Regions from separate parts of the Homo sapiens genome. Here region 1 is linked to region 2. Evidence: chromatin contacts called from ENCODE Hi-C or POLR2A ChIA-PET data. All regions are on one chromosome and are shown on one strand. Each heading gives the region's core, a stretch centred on a gene start or an enhancer-like site at or near the end of the contact. The rest is flanking DNA. Distances are from core to core; before and after follow the strand shown.

Region 1 (4,661 bases), core at 682-3,181, 1.0 Mb after region 2:
TTCAGAACCTGCTTACCAGCAGTACTGAGCTCAAGAGGAAGCCTAATTCATATCCTTCAGAAGATAATTTTAAGAGAGTGTGTATGTTTTCGTTTTGTGAACAAAGGAAAGTTAATCTGGTGCTCCGTGTCTGTTTTGTAATTCCCCAAGGGAGAAGGAAAGGGAGGGAAATGATTGATTTCCAGATAGGATAAAAACCAGTCAGCACACAATGGGTTACTGCCACCGCTTTCTGATAAGGATCCTACTTCAACTATCTGAAGAGATTCTTCAAGGTGGAGGATACAGTGGTTATATTAGTTACTCTCACCCTTGTTATTATGGAAGGTAAAATTCCTGGATCCTAGATTTAATTTTAAAATAGTAATTTAATAATGTCTGGTGGAAACCTCTTAAAAAAAACACTTTGCAGCACATCTCTGGTAGCCCTGTGCTTGAGATGACTTTTAGGCTGCCAGTTCAGAAGATGGAAGATATAAACTGTGTTGATGAGTTGGTTTTTCAGTGGACCCTGTTAGGTTCCTTTTTTAAAAAAATAATAATTTTTATAATGAGTATGTCTTCGTGAGCCCTCACAACCCTTGAAGTTTTTACTTGTTTGGCAGAACTAAGGGCACTGAACGTTTGTAAGCCGTTCACTAACACTTACAGGAAGGGCATAAAAGGGTGCTCAAGTCAGTCTGTAGGTGGTGGGGGCGGGGTGGAAAGAGGGGATTCCTGTAGGCCTGGATGAATCAGCCACTGATTTCTGATGGTAGCCCCAGCTGCAAAAAAGTAGGAAGCTTTTTTTATGGACAGAACTACAACTCCTTTCTTTCAAGTTTTTCAGCCTTTTCACACTTTTCCATTCTTCAGACTTTGCAAGTTTTTAAACAAAATGTTTGTATTTCCCCAAAGGAAATCACACAGTTGACTGCATTATGAGAGGGAAAGGAGCAAACTCTGTCTCATCTGAGGAGGGGCTCAGATCAGGAGTTGTGTAGGGCCCTCACCCGGTTGGGGGTGGTGGAGCCTTGGCTGTGTGCAGGAGTGACTGTTCTTGGAGATGTTCTGGTTGGATCATGAGTTTGGGCTTGGAAAGCACTGCCTCAAGTTCATCAGCAGGAATGAGGTAGAATTCACTACTTGCTGTCTTAAGACCTTTCTGTCTGCCAAGTGTTTGAGCAATCCCTCACATCTCCCCCTTGAACTAAAGAGCAACAACTGGTCAAGAGCCCAGCAGGGATGAAAAAGGTTGGCCCCTTGCATCCTTCATCTGCTGTTTAGACTAAGGGCCGCATTGTAGACCACTCTCGGCCATGCTGTCCTGAACCCGAGGATCAGCAGAATTACAGGCCCAATTTCAGGCAGACGTGAGCTTGCATCTGATGACAGGCAAGTACCTACATGTGTCTTTCATTACTCCGCTGCCTTAGGAGATGCTGTTTAAGTTGGCAGATATGCTTATTTGAAAGCAAAGCTTGTTGCTGGTGAGATTACTGAATTTACAAAAAAAAAAAAGTGGGGGGATCAGATGCCAAGGGAGAGGGAAGGGAGTGTGTAGCATTTAAAAGTGTGGTGAAGCCATCAAGTTAACAAGAAAAAGTAGAATAAAATGTGGTTCCAATTTGTTGTACTGGGCTCAAGATGATAATATTGCAATAGTAAACTGTAGGGATGTGTGCGTGCAAATGTGATTACATGTGTGCTTGCTTTCTGAATTTCAAAATTGTAGAAGTTATTAGAAGTTCTAATTTTAGTTCCCAATTTAATTTACTCTGATAGTAAATTAGTAATTTTCAAGGGATTTACTGATAATCAGAACAAAGATTTGCAATTTCTAGGACAGATCCCCAATTTTGGGGGTGGGAAGGAGCTACTTTGTATTTCCCTGAAACCTTGAGTTACTGGGGCCGAACATGTAGGGCAGATATTGAATGACCAATCCTAATGCTCTTAGCAACTTTGCTAAGTAAAACCCCGCTGCCATCCAGTGGCAATTGGCTATACGGCATGGTAGCTGTAAAATATGCCCTTTTCTGCCTTTTCTCCCTCAGATTCCACCTTTCTCAGATGCTCCCAGTTTTTTTTCCCAGATGGCACCTGACACAGTACTTGACAGGAAAAATTGACTTTATGTCTGGCTTAGGTAATTCAGGGCAAGTGTGCATTTATTTACCTTGTCTCTTCTCCTAGCAATACTAATTTTTATCTACGTTGCATTTTTATTTTCTCCCCAGATTTGTCATAACACACATACTTTTTCCTTGAATATTTTTGTTACCTTAGCTAAAGAATTAATGCATTGTGGTATTTCTGCTTGTCATAGTTTTACTTTAGAGTAGATTTCGCTTATATCTTTGTATTTATGCTTTGAGCTGTGGTTTACCAATTTCCTAGCATGTTTCATGACACTTATCCTACATTTCAGACAAGGATTTATGTGTCCCATAGGATTCAAGCTGGACTTGGAGAAAGAGCCAGCTAGCAAATGGAATTATTCTGACTTGTGAAAGGTTCCAGCCTTTTAAAACTAGGCTCTGAGAAATAAAAAAACAAATATTCTTGGGAAGAAACTGGGTTTGTGAGTACTTGGCTAGAAATTTTAGGAAAGGAAAGAACATTTCCTCTGGCCTCGGGAGCACATTCAATGTGAAATATTGCTGCCTTTAAAAGAGCCAAACTTAAATTTCTATTTGGATCATTTACTTGACTTAAAAATAAAGGGATCTATTTTTTTTTAAGGTTCAGAACCCTATTTTAAATAAAATGACATTCTAGTAAGTCAGGCAAGATGCCCCCAACATGAGCTATTAATTAAAAACAGCCGGAACTTCTGGAGGTGTTAGCAAGTATCTACTATGAGCTTGGGGATTGGCGAAATCTGGTACAAGTTAGTTCCAGCTGCGCACATTTGCCTTATTACAGTTCTTTATGATAAATTAAATGCATGCTTCATACATCCTTTGGTGTAGTCATATTCTCTCAGCACTTGACTAAGCAGGTGGAAAGCTTATTTAGTCATAGGATGACTGAAAACAATGAACTATAAACCCATGTATATCCACTCCAAGAAAAGAGCTAATAAATGTCATGTTTTTTATTTTCCCGTGGACCCCCTTTTTTTTTTTTTTTTTGTATTTTATAACCTTTCCAGAATCTTGAGTGATTTTTAAATGTTTGCCCTTTGGTCATAAATGCAGCAAGTAAATGTGAGTCTGCACACTCGAATGTTGTATAAATCAGTTGACCAGTCAGTGTTGGAGCAAACTTCTCAGGATTGCTCTGTGAACTCCCTGTTCTCTGGCAGTTGCCAAATACAAAGATAAACCAGGAGAGACTTATTCCCAAGAAAAGAATGATTCTGCATCCTTAACTTACATATAAACTGTTGAGATGTTTCATTGTTTTGTATGGTCAAGCCCCTTCTCTTGTTCTCTCTCTTCATCAATTAGTATGGAAAATTGGAAGTTTACTGAAAAGAGTTTCGAATCATGGGATTTTAGATTTGAAAAGGACCAGAGGGATCATCTACTCTTCCAACAAATAAAAAATAAAACCCCCAAAGGAATGAATGATCCATGGCTGGGACATTGGAATCTCTCTATAAAGGAGAAATCATATTAAGGTATTTTCATCTTAGGCCTCTAACCCCAAGGGTATCTTTACAAAGACTTTATTTTAGTGAAGCCTTCAATAAACAGTGACCTCATGTCAAGAATTCTAAAGAGAGGGTTATGGAATATTGGTTTGATATTAAAGTCATTGTTATCTTGGAGCTGGCCTGAATGGACTAATAAGTGGCCTGTCACCAGTTGTAACTTACTTTTACAATTTTAATGTGATTTAAGGGAAGACACTCTTGGAAATGCTTAGTTATGGTTCATACCCATAATCGTGTTTCTTTTAGGTCTTAAAATTTTATATAATACAGGGGAGTAGATTGCATCAGTACAGTCTTTTTCTTTTTTTCTTTTTTTTTTTTATGATGCAAACAAAGCAGTATCTTAAATTAAATCAAGGTTTCTTAAGGTTCCAGATTCTTATTCCTAAATTTTCCACTGAGTAACCTCCAAATTCTTCTCCTGCCTTTGTCCCTAGTTGACACAAGTCAGGCCACAATTTTTTTTCTGCAAATGGACGAGCTGCTGCTCAGAGGCTGCACTTACTGGTGAGAGATCCTTCAAGGGAAATGAATCTGGAATGGCCTGGAACATTTGTCTTTGGGTTGCTCCAGGGCTTTATTAGAGCTTCTGAGATTTCTAAGTAGGTGATGAAATTTAGCAGCATCTGATTTTCTAAAATGACCAAAGGAGAATTGTTTCAGTCCCTGATTTGCAAAGTACTCACTTTTTGGTCCTCTCAAAATTTTTGTCAGATAAAGATTTTTCCGTGCCATGGATATAAGAAATAACCCACTCTTACCGATAAAGGGAAGTTAGTGTTGTAAAGGAACAAATGGTGATTCAGGTTTGGGAGACTTTGGAGGTATTCATTCTCCACTAAGCTATATCCCAATACCATCATTATCTGGGTCAGCCTCCGATTCAGCCTCATCCTGTGCTTCAGCAGTGGGGTAAAACAAATGTCACTTGTTAGCTGCTTCTTCATGACCTTCATAGACTATGCATTAATTTGAAGCCCTGCCCCCAAAAATAGTGCTTGGGGGGGAAATGAGTTAG
Region 2 (4,693 bases), core at 1,788-4,287:
CTCCTCTGCCACCAACCTAACCCAAAACATAATATCTTTCCCATTCTTTTTTTTCTTTTCTTTTCTTTTTTTTTTTTTTTGAGACAGAGTCTTGCTCTGTCACCCAGGCTGGACTGCGGTGGCCCGATCTTGGCTCACTGCAACCTCCACCTTCTGGGTTCAAGCGATTCTCTGCCTCACCCTCCCGAGTAGCTGGGATTACAGGTGCCCGCCACCACACCCGGCTAATTATTGTATTTTTAGTAGAGACAGAGTTTCACCATCTTGGCCAGGCTGGTCTTGAACTCCTGACCTCGTGATCCACCTGCCTCGGCCTCCCAAAGTGCTGGGATTACAGGCTTGAGCCACTGCACCTGGCCCCCATTCTTATTTTAATCGTTCATTTATGTCCATTGTAATTTTCTCTTTATTTGTGATGATGTTAAGTGTCTGTCTCTAGTCACTAGATTATTGGCATTGTGAAGGCAGGACCATACATGTTTTGTTCATCATTATATTTTAGGTCTCAGCATAGTGCTTAGTACAGAGTAGATGCTCAATAAATATTTAACATATATATTATATATATTAATAGATGGATGGCACCTTTTCCACCATGAGGAAGCTTCCAGTCTGGTAAAGGGACCATTAAATATATATAATTTTTTTTTTTTTTGAGATGTAGTCTTGCTCTGTTGCCCAGGCTGGAGTGCAGAGGCGCTATCTCGGCTCACTGCAAGCTCTGCCTCCCGGGTTCACGCCACTCTCCTGCCTCAGCCTCCTGAGTAGCTGGGACTACAGGCGTCCACCACCATGCCCGGCTAATTTTGTGGTATATTTAGCAGAGACGGGGTTTCACCGTGTTAGCCAGGATGGTCTCGATCTCCTGACATCGTGATCTATCCGCCTCGGCCTCCCAAAGTGCTGGGATTACAGGCTTGAGCCACCGCACCCAGCCTAAATATATTTTTTAAACCCTAAATTACTTTGTTGATTTAAACTGTTCCTATTGAGAACCATCTATATGCCAGACATTGTATTAAGCTCACAGGATCCACTAATTAACACATAATATGAAATTCCTTGTTTTCACAGAGCTCTACCTTTTAGCTTGGGAGAAGACAGATAAAGGCATAATAAATACATAATAAATGCATTTTATGTATGTATATGTGCTTAAATAAAACCTTAGAAAGGGAAAAGTGATGTGAGAAAAATAGAGCAGTTTAGAGAAGAGTTGTATACATTTGCAATTTTTAGATGATGCAGAGCTTTTTGAGAAGTTGAAATTTGAGAAAAGGCCTGAAGGAGCTGAGGAGGTGGGTGAGTCATGAATGCATCTCGGGAAGGAGTTCCCCAGGCTGAGGGAGCTGCACCTGAGGAAACCCAGGAGGCAAAGGTGGTCCTGGTCAGGATGATGAGGAGGTCCGTGTGGCTGGAGCAGGTGAGCTAGGTGGAGAGAGGCCGTAGATGAGGGCAGAGCTGCTGCGGGAGCCAAACGTGTAAGGATCTTTTCGGGCAGTGAGAGGACGTTGGTTTCTCACAGCAGAGAAGGGACATCATCTGACATATTTTAAAAGTATCTCTCCGGCTCCCTTGTGGACTGTAAGGGACCAAGAGTTGAAACAGGCACCCAGGAGGAGTCCTTCCAGCAACTGAGGTGAGAGATGATGGTGGCTCGGACCAGGGTGACAGCAATGGAGGTGCTGAGAAATAATTAGATTTTGGATACATTTTGAAAACAGGGCCAATAGGAATTTCTGACAAATTGGATATGGAGGGGTGGGGGTTTGGGGGAAGAGAGAGAGAGAAGAGAGAGGTCAAGAATATCACCAAGGTTTTTGGCTCATGTAACTGAAAGCTAGCCTAAATTCAGAGTTTTATCTGGAATTCTACCCCAAACATCTTAATTCCCTAAAGTCACTGGAATGGCTCAACAGCGCTGAACTTTCCAGACAGCTGCATGGAGTTGTCATCCATCCTTCTCTGGAGAGTGTCTGATCCCTTCTCTAAACTTATGCCCTGCTCCTCTCCCCTATCTGTGCACAGAGGACTTGGTCCGATTCTACCTCCGGAACAATGCTCAGCCCACAGCCCTCATTCCCTCCGTGATGAACAGTAACTGTGGACTTTTGACCTTCCTCTTGAGCTTGGTCTGAGTCTTGGCATTTACAACCACGGCTCTAGGTAAGGACATGCTTTGGGGTGTCTTTCTGGCCCTTGCCTTTGCGTTTGCGCATAGGGCTCTAGTGGCCCAATTATGTTGTTGCAGTAAAGTTTCTCCTTGCTCTGGTCTGGAGCAGTTGAGGTCATTCATCCCCTGGATCTCTGTTGGCACAGGTGGCTTGGCCGAGTGCCACTTTAGGTAACTGTGACCTGTTTACTCAACTTCTTCCTGGAGTTTTGATATTCTTGTTGTCAGGGCCTTTGAGAAAGTTTATACGATGGGCTCAGTGAAGAAGCCGCAGCTGTTCTGAAATTAGGCTCCTTTCCCCGTGAATGTGCAGCTATGCGGGTGTGTGGATCAGGTGCACAGGGCTTTGAGGAATGTGGCGGAGACTCAGTGGCAAGAACAGTTGTCTGTGATTGCTGGGCCTTGTTTTGACCCAGTCCCTCACCCCACATAAGCCTCTCAGCGAGGAACATGGAAGGGTCAGGCCTCTCACGTTTCCTCCCCTGTGAGATTGGATCGCCACTGTGATGGCATTTCTCCCCATCTTCAGTTGCTGGGCAGACCCTGCGTGTGTGCGCACATGTCCATGAGCCCACAACCCTTGCATATTTGCAACAAAAGTCTCTGGGGAGAATGAATTTAAATGGACTCTTGACTATTTGTTCTGGAGCGGCACGTGTTTACTTAAGTCACCAGCCTCCTTCCTAAATGCAGTCACGAGCTCTCCCAAACTCCACAGACACCCAAACAACCAAATATTCAGAGAGCCCGTGCCCTTGCCCTGCTTCAGCCCCACAGCCCCGCCTGGGTTGCTGGTCTGACCCGGCTGGGCAGGGTGGCTGTGAGCTGCCGGTGTGGCCCCAGGCACCTCAAAGGGTCCTCGGTGTTCAACAACAGGAAGTGCTGGCAGGCTTCCCTCGCTAGGGAACTGAAAGTGGTGACAACAGAGGATGTGTTCTTCAGGCTATCAGATAAAGCCCTCTGCACTGAGAACTGCTTCTGACGAGGAACAGAGACTTCACTGGTCTCTTCCCCATGCCTTGCCCTTGCCCTAACTAACTTCTGAATTTATATCACCTGTGAGTTCTGCTCTAATTCAGGGACTTGGGCGGAGAGGTTTCGGACAGTGGCCAAAAGCAAGAGACTGTCTGCATGACCCTTTAGAAACACCCGTGACCTGGTGCAGAGCTGAGCCAGCTTTGGCCACACTGTTTGGGATGCTGACTCAACGCAGCTCATTATATCTGATTGAATTTATCTTTCATTACTATGCAATCAAATTAAAGGGCAAGAAGGGATTTTTCTCTGTTTTCTGAAAGTGGTTGCAGCAAAACCCACTATGAAGCATTTATTTCTTGTATTGTTTAGACTGGGCAGAATCAGAGGGAGGTAGGTGTGTGACTTCATTTAGGAGAAGGTGAGCACTGATGGCAATATTTTCTTCAAATGCCACACATGAAGTGGGAGAGGTGACAGCCAAGCCTGCAGGGACTCTGTCTCTGAAAATGTGAGTGGAACAAAGCACCTCTGGGCTCTGGATCATTTTCTTGTGTGCTCCTGGGGTCTAGTTGGTTTAAACTCTTGAAGGCTGCAGTGTGTTTTTTGATATACCCCCATGTGAAGGGACATTTATTTAGCATAAACTATGGGCTGGGCACTGTTCTAAGGGCTTTGCATGTATTCACTTAGATTTACAAATTACTGAATATTGTTAAGAACAAAACCTAAGGAGCACAGGAGTGTGCACGGTGTTCTTTTGTTCCTATAAAAACAGCAATCATTCCATTGCAAGTGAGGGAAAAGTGGAAGGGTACCCAAGAAAATGGTAGAGTGATTGTCTTTGAGGAGATGAACTCAGGGACTGTGGTGTGGGGAGGGAGACTTTTCATTGAATACACACACTGCTCTGTTTGAATTATGTTTGACCATGTGGGATGCATCCTTGTTTCAGTATAAAAACACTGCATTTATTTTTAAAGGGAACAAAATGAAAATTTTATAGGCCAAGGCAATGTTGTGGGTCAGATCCTGGGGGCTGAATCCTGGAGTAGGGCAAGTCCAAGGCAATACTGTGTGTAGAATGGTGGGATGGGAGGGGGAACTCTGAGAACTATTTTTCTTCAGACAAAAAGACACAAAAGAGCTTGCTATCCTGGTGACGAAGAAATAGTTCTAATCTCAAACTGGAAGCTAGAAATTTAGGAAGGAGAACTCAAAATAGTAGTAAAGTCCACTTGATATGAACCAGTGTCAAGGTAAAACGAGAAATGTGAGCCCACCCCTGTAACTCACCCGCTATGTATGTGTTGTTCTAATTCCAAGATTTCCTCACTATGCAAGTCAGGCAGGCCTCACTTTCCCATCCTACCAGACTCAGACCCAGCTGATGAAAACCTACAATGTGCCTGTTACACATACAGTCAGAACACTGGCCCAGTCGTCTGGTCCTCAAGTATATGTATTATAGATGGAGGTTACTGAGCTAGGGTTGTGTGGAAGCCAAGACAGATGGGACTCAAAGCCTGCCACTCCTGGAAACCA

Evidence for each region. A loop is a pair of places that touch in the nucleus more often than their neighbours do. ChIA-PET counts read pairs that join two places held with the same protein, here RNA polymerase II (POLR2A). Pooled maps may share reads with other maps.
Region 1: a pooled map shows a loop between it and region 2 (2.8-fold over the local background). The contact joins two enhancer-like sites. A Hi-C loop is called at or near these places in 1 of 168 maps with a recorded cell type or tissue (mammary epithelial cell), 1 of 37 single-sample maps with no recorded cell type and 9 of 50 pooled maps. POLR2A ChIA-PET finds 5 or more read pairs at or near these places in 9 of 52 experiments (CD4-positive, alpha-beta T cell, Panc1, T-cell and 5 more).

Annotation. Positions count from the first base shown.
Region 1 is chr5:68,250,885-68,255,545 of GRCh38, forward strand. The region is part of intron 2 of PIK3R1 (phosphoinositide-3-kinase regulatory subunit 1); the gene reads left to right. Among named protein-coding and RNA genes, the nearest start is that of PIK3R1, 37 kb to the left of the region's middle. Within about 2 kb of position 1,932, at least 28 of the 41 ENCODE cell types and tissues checked have a DNase peak (open chromatin) inside an H3K27ac peak, as active enhancers do.
Region 2 is chr5:67,212,939-67,217,631 of GRCh38, forward strand. No RefSeq gene overlaps it. Among named protein-coding and RNA genes, the nearest start is that of CD180, 18 kb to the left of the region's middle. RefSeq lists an enhancer at 2,962-3,201. Within about 2 kb of position 3,038, at least 33 of the 41 ENCODE cell types and tissues checked have a DNase peak (open chromatin) inside an H3K27ac peak, as active enhancers do.